2 separate regions of the Homo sapiens genome follow, and region 1 is linked to region 2. Evidence: chromatin contacts called from ENCODE Hi-C or POLR2A ChIA-PET data. All regions are on one chromosome and are shown on one strand. Each heading gives the region's core, a stretch centred on a gene start or an enhancer-like site at or near the end of the contact. The rest is flanking DNA. Distances are from core to core; before and after follow the strand shown.

Region 1 (6,594 bases), core at 4,095-6,594, 320 kb before region 2:
AGATCCACTCACTCTTATAGATACAAAAGGATAGAGCCACAGAATCTTAGAATTGGAAAGGGTGTAGAACTCTCTTCCAGACCAACCCAGCGATCTCCCCCATAGCATCCCTAACAAGTGGCTATTCTGCCTCAACTTTTAGCCTTCCCAGTAACAAAAAGTTCACCCCATCGTATGGCAACCCATTCTACCTTTAAGTATCGCATATTTTACAAACTAATGTCTTTTTGAGCTGAAGTCTACCTTCATGAAACTTCTACCAGCGGGTTTAATTCCATATAGAATGTTTAATTTATGAAGACAGTTATGATGTCCTTCTTTCACCCAAAGCTCTTTCCCAGTTAAATATCTCTCATTCATTCAGCCATTTCTCATAATACATGATTTATAGACACTTCACTTTCCTGATTGCCTTGTTTGAATATGTTCCAGTTTGTTAATGTCCTCTTAAATGTAGCATCCAGAATTAAATGTAAAACTCTATGGGCTGGCCAACAGAAACCCAAGTGGAACTGAAAGTCCCTCTGATCTGGTCACTACCATTCTCTTAGTGCAACTCAAGACTCGTTAGTATTTTTTGGCATTGTCAACCCACAGTGAACTAGGACCTAGTTCTCTTTTTCACACATGCTACCATTAAGCTCTATCTCCTCATCCTTAAATGTCTTGCACTAAATAGGGCATTAAAACCCTTTATTGCAATGCTTCCCATTTTATAAGCCTGGGTTTATTCTGGACTTTAGCCCTTATGACTCAATTCCTAGAGGTTTGTGATATTCTTTGGGCTTTGTCCTTGGAAGCATAGTCCTCCTTCTGTCATCTATACATGCACTTTTAAGATCTGAGCTCATCAGAGAATAATCTATAAGGACACTGTAGTTTATTAGAAATCTCTCCCTTTTTAATTTATCATTGGAACTTTTCCAAATTCTACAGTTCTGAATTTTCAACTGGATCCCTCTCCCTTTTAAGCTATCTTTCTCTTTTGGTGTTAGGCCAGATCATACTTATCTTTTCTCTGATCCTTTTGAAGTCTACCTTACACATACACATACATACACCGCACACACACACACACACACACACACACACACACACACACACACACGTTAATTAACCTATGTGACCATGCCCAGCAATTTTTTTTTTTTTTTTTTAGTTTTTTTGCTTAACAGATATCCAGATGACAGGATCACTTTCCCCAAGATTCTTGTCACTTTCACTTTGCTAACCAAATCTTCCTTATTTATTATCAGGATTAAGCCCAGCTTAGCAATTTACCTCATTGCTTCTTTATTCTTTTGAGAACTGTAATTACACTGTATCAGCAAGAGAGCCAAGAATCTATCAGATGTTTTCTTAAATTTAAGATGGTCTTAAAAATAAGAAAAAAGAATGTATCAGATATGTTGCTATCAGAATAACTTCCAGCAGATATTCAGATGTTCTATGTCTCTGATCACCCTTTCCTGTTCGTCTATGTGACAGTTTTATGAAATGCCATTCATACTTTTATTTATTTTATTTATTTTTTATTTTTATTTTTATTTTGAGATGGAGTCTCGCTCTGTCACCCAGGCTGGAGTGCAGCGGCACGATGTGGGTTCACTGCAACCTCTGCCTCCCGGGTTCAAGCGATTCTCCTGCCTCAGCCTCCTGAGTAGCTAGGATTACAGGCCTGAGTCACCGCACCTGGCTGATTTTTGTATTTTTAGTAGAGACGGGGTTTTACCATGTTGGCCAGGCTGATCTCAAACTCCTGACCGCAGGTGATCCACCTGCCTCGGCCTCCCAAAGTGCTGGGATTATAGGCGTGAGCCACCGCGCCCGGCCCCATTCATACTTTTAATCTGAGAAGTCTCTTGTATACTTCTACAACTATAATCACTTTCATTTCTCCGTTTCATTCTCACTGAATGCTTTTCACCCTCCAGCCAATGAATTACTAGTTATACCTTCTTGACATATTACTGCTCTCTTCTTCTGTATGGTATCTCTGAATCAAGTTTTCCAGATGCCAGCCAGAAGTTCCACCCTCCCAAGTCTAAACAATACCTATAAAATTGCATTTTCCTGAGTGTATTAAAATTTTACATTCCCGGCCAGTCGCTGCGGCTCATGCCTGTAATCCCAGCACTTTGGGAGGCCAAAGCAGGCAGATCACCTGAGGTCAGGAGTTTGAGAGCAGCCTGGCCAACATGGTAATAACCTGTCTCTACTAAAAATACAAAAATTAGCCAGGCGTGGTGGTGGCGTGCCTGTAATCCCAGCTACTCAGGAGGCTGAGGCTGAAGAACCGCTTGAACCTAGGAGGTGGAGGTTGCAGTGAGCGGAGATCGCGCCATTGCACTCCAGCCTGGGCGACAAGAGCAAAACTCTGTCTCAAAAAAAAAAAAATTACATTCCCTTTATTACCCATATTCTGGGTGTTGGTACATAGATATCTGAGGCCTTAAAAGTGTCATTTCTGACTCTCTTCCTTGTTTTTCCTTGAGAATTACTAGGCATTGCCTTAGCTTTAGTTCCTCTTAATTAGACTTATATTTTACATAGCTTCCAGAAACACAATAATTACTAACACAGCACTATGTCTCAATGGAGGAATTAGTTTTGATTAACTGACCAGCCATATATCATTATCAACATCATCATCATCATCATCATCATCATCATTAATATTCTTCTCGGCTGGGTGCAGTGGCTCATACCTGTAATCCCAGCAATTTGGAAGGCTAAGGTGGGAGGATCACTTGAGCCTAGGAGTTTGAGGCTGCAGTGAGCTATGATCGTGCCGCTGCACTCCAGCCTGGGTGACAGAATGAGACTCTATTTTCTATTTTCCTGGATGCTTGCTCCTTGTTTCTTTTTCCTTCTTTTTTAAAAAGTTTTTAAACTTTCAGACTTTTTTAAATGTTGCAAAAATAGTACAAAAATGTCCTTATATCCTTTATTCAACTTCTCTAAATCTTACATAACCACCATAACCAAGAATAGTATTGGTAATCTACAGATATTCAAACCTCACCAATATAACCAATGTCCTTTTTCTGGTACAGGAGCCGGTTGAGTGTCATATATTACATTCAGTTGTCAAGTATCTTTAGTCTCCTTTAATCTGTGACAGTTCCTTAGTCTCTTTGTCTTTCATGATCTTAACAGTTTCGAGAATATCTGACTCCTTAAAATACACGCGGTGATAGGTGACTACGGGAGCTCCAGCTCACCGTGGATTTAGCAAAATACCAAGTGATGACAAGAAGTTGCTTTTAAATGACCCATCTTGTATTTCATCGTCAATAAAACCACACTTAGTTACCCAAAGACTGAGAAGGGAAAAATTCTATGTAATTATTTGATCATCTTTTTTTGTGGAGAGAAAAAAAACTGACAAAACAATGAGCTCTGGAATAGAATACAGTAGAGGCATCATGCTCAAAGAGAGTAGCAGATGTGGCCAGGGAAAGGTCACATGTAGAAAAGGGATACACAAGTGATGGCGAGGTGTATCGAGGAATAATTAACAGTTGAATAAAAATGCATTAATCAGAATGTCAAGAGTTCAAACTAGAAAGATTTTGAATTTTAAATGCATTATAAATAAAATCCACCTCTCTCCAAATAAAGCCCTCTGTAGAATTTTGCTTTAGCTCTTGTTTCTCTCACCAGAATAGAGAAGCGAGTATCACCTTTGGAGGATATACTCTACCATTCTCTGAAACTGTTTTTTTGCATTCAGCTACCTCGCTATTATAATCAGCTGAGAAACACCATAGCCTTTCACTAACACAGGTCAAAGATTTCTCCCAGGATCAACAAAGCTAGATTCAAAATTGCTCCTTTGAACACATGCAATTTGTGTGCATCAGTTTCGATCGCTGGGGTTCTTGAGGAGACTAACAAATTGCAAAGTGTACTTTCAGAGGAAGGGCCTAACCATCCTGGGGGGTCCTAGAATTGGGTCCTTTCACAGGCAGATCTGGAGAAGATAGGAGAGGGCAGGAAAGGAAAGTGAAGGATATGAACACTATGTGTTCAGTGTGCAAAGGCCTGCTGGCATTTTGCCTATGGGAATTCTGAAGTCTGGGCACATAAGGTTCAGCTGCAGTTGCAGTTTTCAACAGTCGTCCTTATTTTTATAAACATTGTTATGATTATTCAGACACGGAACTTGTGATTACACTATTTGCTCCTGTTCTGAACTTGAGGGAGTCCACTTAAGCTAACAAGTAGGTTTTTGAGGACATGTGTGGCAAATGCTTACCCAGTGAAGGGATTAAGGGGCTCAGTAAGCACTTGTCCATTGGCACAATGGCTGCCAATCTAATTCTATTGATTCCTCTAAATGTTTCTGGAGTTCAGAAATCTATTCAATCCAAGGGCACTTTACCTGGGGTCCTGGGAGCCAAATGTTAACGTAGTTCTTAACCTTCCTAAGCCTCTTAACCTTCTGGGTACAACCTCTATATTTGTCTTCTGGCTAAAATCATTTCCCCACCCCCAGCCCAGTCCTTTGGACTCTCCCAGGCCAATTCCTGGCAAGATCTTTGTCGAACTGTATTTGCAAACCAGGGTCTGGGGCACGGTGGCAGTTCCTTCGTCTGCTGTTCCCTTAATTTCGTCTGGTTTCACTGGCTCCAGGACAGCACACGGTCTAGAGTGGGAAGAGTGAGGCATTCACCTTGGTGAAAAACAACTCAGTAATTAAGACAAATGATTTTTCATGTACTATTTTAAAAAAATCAGAAGCAATGCAAAAATCCATGATGAACAAATGATCAACATTTGAAATACAGACAGGATCCCAACCTGCACTTGCATGACCTTGTCTCGCTTGCCTCACCCTAAACCCAGCCTTGACACTCCAATTAAACTTTATTTACAAAACAAGGGGGCCGGCCAGTAGGATGTAGTTTGCCCATACGACTTTTTTAAAGTATCGCATTGACTACTGTTTATCTCGATGACTGAAGGGTTCTTTTGGCATCCCTGTAGCAAATGCGTCTCACCCTAGTCCTGGTCCTGCTCCAAGGGTTTTTGTCCAGGCACATCGTGACCTCACCCTTCCTCCCCTCTCCGAGGCCTCTCTCAGGGTCCAGCGTTCAAGTCCCGGGTGTTCTCTGGACCCGCCCCTTCCTCTCGCCGGGTCAGGTGCCGAGGGCGAGCACGGGCGGCGCGGAGAGCAGTCCCGGCCCGCCCTCCACGACTCCTCCTCCTGCGAGCTGGGCCACTCAGCGGCTCTGCCGCCCAGCGCGCCGGGGCCCAGACCCCGCCCCGGCCCCGCCTCCGACGCCTGCCGCTCCAGCTCCGGCTCCCCCTATATAAATCGGCCATTTGCTTCGCTCCGCCCCGCAGCGCCGGAGTCAAAGCCGGTTCCCGGCCCAGTCCCGTCCTGCAGCAGTCTGCCTCCTCTTTCAACATGACAGATGCCGCTGTGTCCTTCGCCAAGGACTTCCTGGCAGGTGGAGTGGCCGCAGCCATCTCCAAGACGGCGGTAGCGCCCATCGAGCGGGTCAAGCTGCTGCTGCAGGTACGTCCTGGGATCCAGGAGCCCAACCAGGAAGTGGGGGGAAGGGTCGCACAGAAGGCGGGCGCCCGAGGGGTGGCGGGGAGCGAACTCTAAAGACATGGCCAGGGAAGCGGCTTAGGAGAGGCCAGAGCGGGGCGCAGAGGCAGAACAGAAGTCAAACTGGTGGGAGGCGCCTTTAGTGACCTGAAGTAGTGAGTCTAGGAAGGGGCCGGGGGCAGAGGGCAGGACCAGGCTCTCGGCATCTCCGAGGCGGCGGACTCGGATGGAGCAGTTTCTGAGTGACGGCCTCCCCGGGCCTGGGCGTCAAGGGCGAAGGCCGAAAGCCGGCGTTAGAAAGAGGAACGCCAGTTCTTACCGAAGACCTCAAGGTCGCGGCAAGGAGATAACTGCCCGGGGGAGGCCATGCGCCCGGGTCCAGCGGCCTCCCAGCCCGCGGACGCGCTCAAACCTCGCCGGGCCGGAAGCCGGCGCCGGGAAGCGCGTGTGCCTTTTACGTCCGCCCCCGCGCAGCCGCGGCCGCTGCCGCCGCGTCTCCGCCTGCCTCCCTGCGCCGCGCGCTCTCCAGTGCCGGCTCTAGAGGGCGCTCCTGGGCTAGCGTGTAGGGCTGGCGGCGGCGGCGCTCGGGTCACCTCTGGGAGCGGAGTGGGGGCGGAGCGAGACGGAAGCAGCTCAGGAGACTTGAGGCGTAGGCTGCGGTCCCCAAGGTGACCGCGCCCTATGTGGGACTCGCCCTAATGCCTCTGAACCTGGGTTTGAGGTAATGACCTTTCTCCTAGGTCTGAAGGTCACGGGTCCGCTGGAGGATGCCCCCTCTCCACTCAGAGGGGTGGAGGCTTAATGCTACTGGTGCAGATCACCTCTTCCCCTGTGACAGCCTCAGAGGGTTGGGAGGGTCCAGCCAGTATGATATACGAAGACTAGATTTGAGAGAGGGGAGCCTACCTTAAAGGGCATTGATCGAGATGGCATAAGCTCTTCTCTTTCCCTTCCCCATGGTTATAACTGTCCCTGTTGGCTTCCTTCCTGTCTGTTAGGTGCAGCATGCCAGCAAGCAGATCACTGCAGAT
Region 2 (6,748 bases), core at 610-3,109:
GAATTTGAGAATGCTGTCAAAGGGTGGATTGGATTGCATGCAATTTTAATCATGTATTTATACTCAAAAAGTAACCCTGGCCAGACACAGTGGCTCTTACATTTAGCAAAATACAAGCAGTATGATGGAGGTCTTACCTGATTTTATTTCCAGTTTTCATCCGAATCCACTGGGGAATGGGACGATTTTGCTTTTGTTTCTTGGCCAGGAATCGCTTAATCCTGAAAGTCTTGTGAGAAGACTGGGAAGAAAATGCAATCAATTTAGACAATATTAGAGCCTGCCCGAATGATTCAAAGTCAAGAACTCCTTCAAACCAACATTTGAGTGCTTAACACATACCCCAGCCCCAAAATCTTCTCAATGCTAAGCCATCAAGCCAAGCAAGTCTCTGACCCTCACAACTTCTCTGGGGGCAGATACCACAGTTTCCATCGTTCAGATAAAATAAGTGGAATCCGGTTAAGAAACATGCACAAAATCAGAGCATCAATGTGCAGAACCAGGATTCAAACCCAGGTCCTTTCTGCTCCACAGCCAGAGGCTACCTTTCAATTTACCCTGTGGTCCCCCAAGGACTCAGACGACCACACTGGGAATGGCTAGGGAATCTGGCTTCCTGGGAAGAACACAGCTTTGAGTCAAACAGAACCACCTACCTACCATTTGCAAGTCAACGAATCTCAGTGCTCTACTTTGTAAAACAGGGGTACGTACTTTTCAAGTGTTATTGGGAGGGTAATTAAGACTTAGGGAAAGTCCCTGACATTCAGAAGATCTAACCTACTCACCATTTCGGTATTAATCCTAACTCTATCTCTACTGCTAAATTTCACTGGCTAAAAAAATAAACTTTTAAATTTAAAAATAAATGAAATGTCACTTTTCCAAGGATGACTGTCTCAATTTCTAGTTGCATCTTTTGGCTTTCATCTAAGGCCAACCCCAATACTCCCCCAAATCTACAGAATAATCTTGCAAAATTGGCACGGATGCAGGTTTAATGCCTGGCCAACCTGGACGAACATACCCTTGCATAATAATGGGAGCCAATACAAAGAAGGCAAAGATTACACCCCGTCCCCCATCCACAGTAGCAGTTGTAAATTTTGTCAAGTAATAAATTACTTGACAAGTAATAAAATACCAGTACTTATCGCCTCCATATCTAGAAATCAACATTTTACATTTCCCAGTAAAGAGTGACTGGTTCGCTGCTGCCATTTACTAAGAAGGCCAGAATGACACACAGGTTCGCAAAACACCCCTTGTTCTAGGCGCTTCCACGGGGTGACGCTCAAGTCTCTGAATAAACGTCCTCTAAACAAAAGTCCTGGGATCTAAAAATGCGGTTCGCTTCTCCACGCCAAGCTAAACCCTTTTCGAAAACCAGTAGCCCACAATACCCTCCTGATTACCCTCCACGTTGCGCATGCCACGGGCAGCCCACAGTCAGGCCACGATTTCGGGGGTGGCTGCCACCTCCCACCCCCCGCCTCCAGAACGAGTTCGCTACAAGCGAAGGGAAACCGGAATCCCTGCCCGACTCGGCAGCGGCCGGGCAAAGAAAGAGCCCCCTTGAATCCGCGGCCGCAGCGCAGCCCGTCCCTCTCCAGGTTGCTCGCTGGCTCACTAGCTTCCCTCCAGGCCACGAAAGACAACAGTGGCCGAACTGGATATTTTCTTGAAAAAGCCTTTAAAAGGCTCCCGCCCCTCAACGCTCCGCGCGGCCCAGGCATTTCCTGGCAGCGGCCTCGGGTTTTGGGAAGCCACCCCGGGGCCGATGGGGGCCGATGGACTTACCATGGCGAGCAGCGGAGTCAAGAACACACCACGATGGCGGAGAAAGGAAGAGGAGGGAAGCTGGCGGAAGAACGAGCTTAGAAGGCGCTTCCGATGGGCGGAGTTTAGGAGGTGACGCTATGCACCGACCGCCTCTTCTAGTGCCTTCTCTGTCTAGCGGTGCGCTCCCGTGGCGCCGTGGGAAAGCGCGCTGGTTTCTGCCAAATGCAGTTAGCTTTGCTTCGCTTCCCTAAGTGCGTTCCCCCAGGGGCCCGGCAGTGTGCTAGGGGCACCCTGCTTCGTAAGTGAGGCAGACAGCCCGTGATAAATGCCAAAGTAGAAGCCCCTCCGAAAAATTAAGGAGCCGATTGGGCGGGACTAACCCTAAGGGAGGGCAGGGGAAGCGACCGTCACCTCCGGGCGCCGGGGACTCGGAACGCCGGGTCGGAGCTCGGCAGGCGGAGAGTAAGTGCCATTTTCCCAGAGGGTTACGAGTCATTTCGGCCTGGCTGGGAGGTGTGGGAAGGGACAGTCGTGTCGGAGGAAGCCGGAGAAGTTGGAGGGGGTTGGACCACGTGGACGCTTATGTAAGCCTAGGGGTTTTCGACTAGGCGGAAGGTTGCCAATCAAAGTTTTCAACTCAGAAAGTTAGGGACAGAACCTCTTCCTTGGCTGCTAGAAGTCCAGCCTGACATTGTAGCCCGCCTTTGGCAAGATGTACAATAATTAATAACATGCGTTTGGGATGCTAGTGTTCCCCATTTTCATCCTTTTCCCCATTTAAAAGCAAAAACCTTTCCTTTTTGATGAGTAAATAAAATAAACATAAAAATAAGCTGGGCGTGGTGGCTCACGCTTGTAATCCCAGCACTTTGGGAGGCCTAGGCGGGCGGATTACTTGAAACGAGGAGTTCGAGACCAGCCTGGCCAACATGGTGAAACCCCGTCCCTACTAAAAATACAAAAAAACTAACCAGGCGTGGTGGCGGGCGCCTGTAATCTCAGCTACTGCGGGGGCTGAGACAAGAGAATCTCTTGAACCCTGAAGGCGGAGGTTGCAGCGAGCCGAGATTGCGCCACTGCACTCCAGCCTGGGCAACAAGAGCAAAACTCCATCTCAAAAAAGAAAAAGTAAATAAATAAACGCAAAAACCTCCATGTATATTTGCAGTCACCTCAAGCATTTTTACACCAACGGATTACAGCAAGGGTTTTTAACCTGGAGTCCACAAGAGTCCATGTATAGAATTCAGAGGATCCCATGAACTTGAATGGGAAAATACAACTTTATTTTCACCAAATTTAATGAAATGTAATGCTTTCTTTATTTAGGAATGTAGGCAACAGACCACAGTGGCATTAGCAGTACTCGTGACTTGGTCACTAATAGAAACCATAGATGGCTTCATGTTACATTACAGTTGATGCAGATGTCTCCATATATTATTTACACACTCCCTTTAAATTACATTAGTTATAAGTTCACAAATAGAACTATGTTAAGAAGCCCATGTATTACTATAGCACATATTTCCTTTTTTTTTTTTTCAAGACTGAGTCTCCCTTTATTGCCCAGGCTAGAGTGCAATGGCACAATCTTGGCTCACTGCAACCTCCGCCTCCCGGGTTCAAGTGATTCTCATGCCTCAGCCTCCCGAGTAGCTGGGACTACAGGCACGCACTACCACACCCAGCTAATTTTTGTATTTTTAGTAGAGACGGAGTTTCGCCATGTTGGCTAAGCCGGTCTCGAACTCCTGACCTCAAGTAATCCGCCCGCCTCGGCCTCCCAAAGTGCTGGGATTACTGGAGTGCGCTACCGTGCCCGGCCTAAAGTCACATTCTGAGGTCCTGGGGATTAGGGCTTCAACACATGAATTTTGGGGGAACATAATTTAGCTCATGACACCACCAGTCACCTTCTAAGGCCGAATTCAAATGCTGTCTCTTCCCCTTAGCTGGAAATCATCACCCCTTCAACACTGTTGTAATAGTTTATTTGTACCTTTCTTATGGCTCCTAGCACTATCTGTTCTGTTGCAATGCAAAAGGATGAAAGTAACAGTGGCTGCTGCTTATGGGGCTTGATAGTTACTATGTAGCTGCATGTATTAATTCAAGCCTCACTGTGAGCTTACCATGTTTTACCAGTGACCTTTTGAATCTTCACCAGAACACTACAAGGTAAGTATGGTTAATCATCCTCATTTTACAGAAGAGGGAACTGCAACAGGGACAGATTAAGTTGTATACCCAAGGTCACACAGCTACTATGTTGCACAGCCGGTACTCAGACTCAGGTAGTCCAGGCTTCAGAGTCTGTGCTGTCACCACTACCCTCTACTGCCTTTTCAACACAGATTTTGGGAACCTACTCTGTCTGGTTCGGGTCTTCGTGTTGGGGGTACAGAAGCAAACAAATCTGACCAAAAATCCCTGCCCTCTTGGAGTCTTGTGGCGATGGTATGGTTCTGGATTTTTTTGTGGTGGGAATTACACAAAGCTACACGTGTGATAGAATTTGCCAAGTGTGGTGACTCACGTCTGTAATCCCAGCACTTTGGGAGGCTGAGGCGGGCGGATCACCTGAGGTCAGGAGTTCGAGATCAACCTGACCAACATGGTGAAACCCCGTCCCTACTAAAAATACAAAAATTAGCCAAGTGTGGTGGCGCGCGCCTGTAATCCCAGCTACTCAGGAGGCTGAGGCAGGAGAATGGCTTGAACCCGGGAGGTGGAGGCTGCAGTGAGCCGAGATCGCGCCACTGCACTCCAGCCTGGGTGACAGAGCGAGACTCTGTCTCAAAACAAACAAAAAAAATTAGCCGGGCATGCTGGTGCGTGCCTGTAGTCCAAGCTACTCAGGAGGCTGAGACAGAGAGAATTGCTTGAACCCAGGAGGTGGAGGGTGCAGTGAGCCGAGATCACAACACTGCACCCCAGCCTGGGTGACAGAGTGAGACTCTGTCTCAAAAAACAAAAACAAAAAAACAAAAAAAACAATTCTATACAACTCCCCCCTGCCCACCCCTGCCCCAAGGGGCATATGTATAACTGGTGAAATCTGAATAAGCTCTGTGGACTGTGCCAACGTGAATTTCCTGGTTGTGATATTGTACTATAGTTATGCAAGATGCTAACACTGGGGAAAACTAGATAAAGGGTACACAGGGCCTCTCAGTCCCTTTCTTTGCAACTTCTTGCGAATCTATTGTTATTTCAAAATACAAGTCTAAAAAAACTCTGCCTTCATTGAGTTTAATTATAGTGGGGAGTTAGACAACAAATATGTAAATTACATGGCACATCAGAAGGAGGTGTCATCAAGAAAAGCAAAGCAGGGGCCAGGTGCAGTGGCTAACACCTGTAATCCCAGCATTTTGGAAGGCTGGGGAAGGAGGAATAGTTGAGACCAGGAGTTTTAGATCAGCCTGGACAACATAGTGAGACTCTCTACAAAAAATACAAAATTTAGCCACTGGATGTGGTGGCACGTGCCCGTAGCTCCAGCTACTTGGAAGGCGAGAAGGGAGGAGCGCTTGAGCCCAGGAGTTCGAGGCTGCAGTGAGCCATGATTGTGCCACTGCACTCCAGCCTGAGCAACAGAGTGAGACCCTGTCTCAAAACAAACAAAAAATTGAGGGCTGGGCGCGGTGGCTCACGCCTATAATCCCAGCACTTTGGGAGGCCGAGGCGGGTGGATCACGAGGTCAGGAGTTCGAGACCAGCCTGACCAACATGGTGAAATCTCGTCTCTACTAAAAATACAAAAAATTAGCCGGGTGTGGTGGTGGCGCCTGTAATCCCAGCTACTCGGGAGGCTGAGGCAGGAGAATCGCTTGAACCCGGGAGGTGGAGGTTGCAGTGAGTGGAGATCATGCCACTGTACTTCAGCCTGGTGACAGAGGGAGACTCCGTCTCAAAAAAAAAAAAAAAAAAATTGAGAAAGGGTGGCATGAAAGGTAGAAGGAAAACCAGCAAGAAGTGCTCTTTCTAAAAGCAGTAAGAATTAAAAGGATAATTGACATAAGCACTTAAAAGCTTATTTGCTGCTGCTTCTGGTCACCAGAAAGAAAATGCTTGCTCTTAAATAAATGAGCAATAAAAATCCAAAAAATCCAAGTTAAAAAATGTATATTTGGAAAAATGGCCGGGCGTGGTGGCTCCCACCTGTAATCCCAGCACTTTGGGAGGCTGAGGCGGGTGGATCAACTTAGATCAGGAGTTCGAGACCAGCCTGGCCAACATGGCAGAACCCTGTCTCTACTAAAAATACAAAAATTAGCCGGGAATGGTGGCACACCTGCAATCACAGCTATTCAGGAGGCTGAGGCAGGAGAATTGCTTGAACCTAGGAGGTGGAAGTTTCAGTGAGCCGAGATCGCACCATTGCACTTCAGCCTGGGCAACAGAGTGAGACCCTGTCTCAAAAAAAAAAAAAAAGTTGGAAAAAAATAATGCAGCAATAAAAAATAATACAAATATAGACAGGTGTGGCAGCATGCACCTGTAGTCCTAGCTACTTGGGAGGCTGCGGTAGGCAGATTGCTTGATCCCAGGAGTTCAAGTCCAGCCTGGGCAATGTAGTGAGACCCTATCTCTAAAAATAAATACAAATGAAAAACAATACAGTATAATAATTATTTACATAGCATTTACACTACATTAGGTATTATAAGTAAACAAGAGATGACTTAAAGTATACAGGAGGATGTGTGTAGGTTATATGCAAATATTACATAATTTTATATAAAGGACTTGGACATCAGTGGGTTTTGGTATTAAAGAGATCCTGGAACCAATCCTTCATGGATACTGAGAGACGATTATATCTGCAAAGGTGTAGATGCTAAGAACAGGTATCCAGGGCCTCCCAGAGCCAGCCTAGGAGTCTGAGCTTTATCCTGGGGACCAACAATTTGCAGACTTCTTTTTTTTTCTTTCTTTTATTTTTATTTTTTTGAGA

The links. Hi-C counts contacts between places; a loop is a spot of excess contacts on that map. ChIA-PET counts read pairs that join two places held with the same protein, here RNA polymerase II (POLR2A). Pooled maps may share reads with other maps.
Region 1: a loop to region 2 is called in a map of ascending aorta, with 16 times the contacts of the local background. The contact joins the promoter of SLC25A5 here to the promoter of RPL39 in region 2. A Hi-C loop is called at or near these places in 7 of 168 maps with a recorded cell type or tissue (B cell, CD4-positive, alpha-beta T cell, CD4-positive, alpha-beta memory T cell and 4 more), 5 of 37 single-sample maps with no recorded cell type and 24 of 50 pooled maps. POLR2A ChIA-PET finds 5 or more read pairs at or near these places in 21 of 52 experiments (A549, AG04450, BJ and 17 more).

Annotation. Positions count from the first base shown.
Region 1 is chrX:119,463,100-119,469,693 of GRCh38, forward strand. It overlaps SLC25A5 (solute carrier family 25 member 5), which reads left to right and starts at 5,345. Exons shown (of 4, transcript NM_001152.5): 1 at 5,345-5,527; 2 at 6,562-6,594. The coding sequence starts at 5,417. SLC25A5-AS1 (SLC25A5 antisense RNA 1) reads right to left here and starts at 6,021. Exons shown (of 1, transcript NR_028443.1): 1 at 2,934-6,021. RefSeq lists silencers at 5,025-5,404, 5,895-6,134.
Region 2 is chrX:119,789,771-119,796,518 of GRCh38, forward strand. RPL39 (ribosomal protein L39) reads right to left here and starts at 1,860. Exons shown (of 3, transcript NM_001000.4): 1 at 1,804-1,860; 2 at 138-241. The coding sequence starts at 1,806. LOC107985694 (a long non-coding RNA gene) reads left to right here and starts at 1,946. Exons shown (of 3, transcript XR_001755949.2): 1 at 1,946-2,247; 2 at 3,806-3,966. RefSeq lists an enhancer at 1,595-1,854.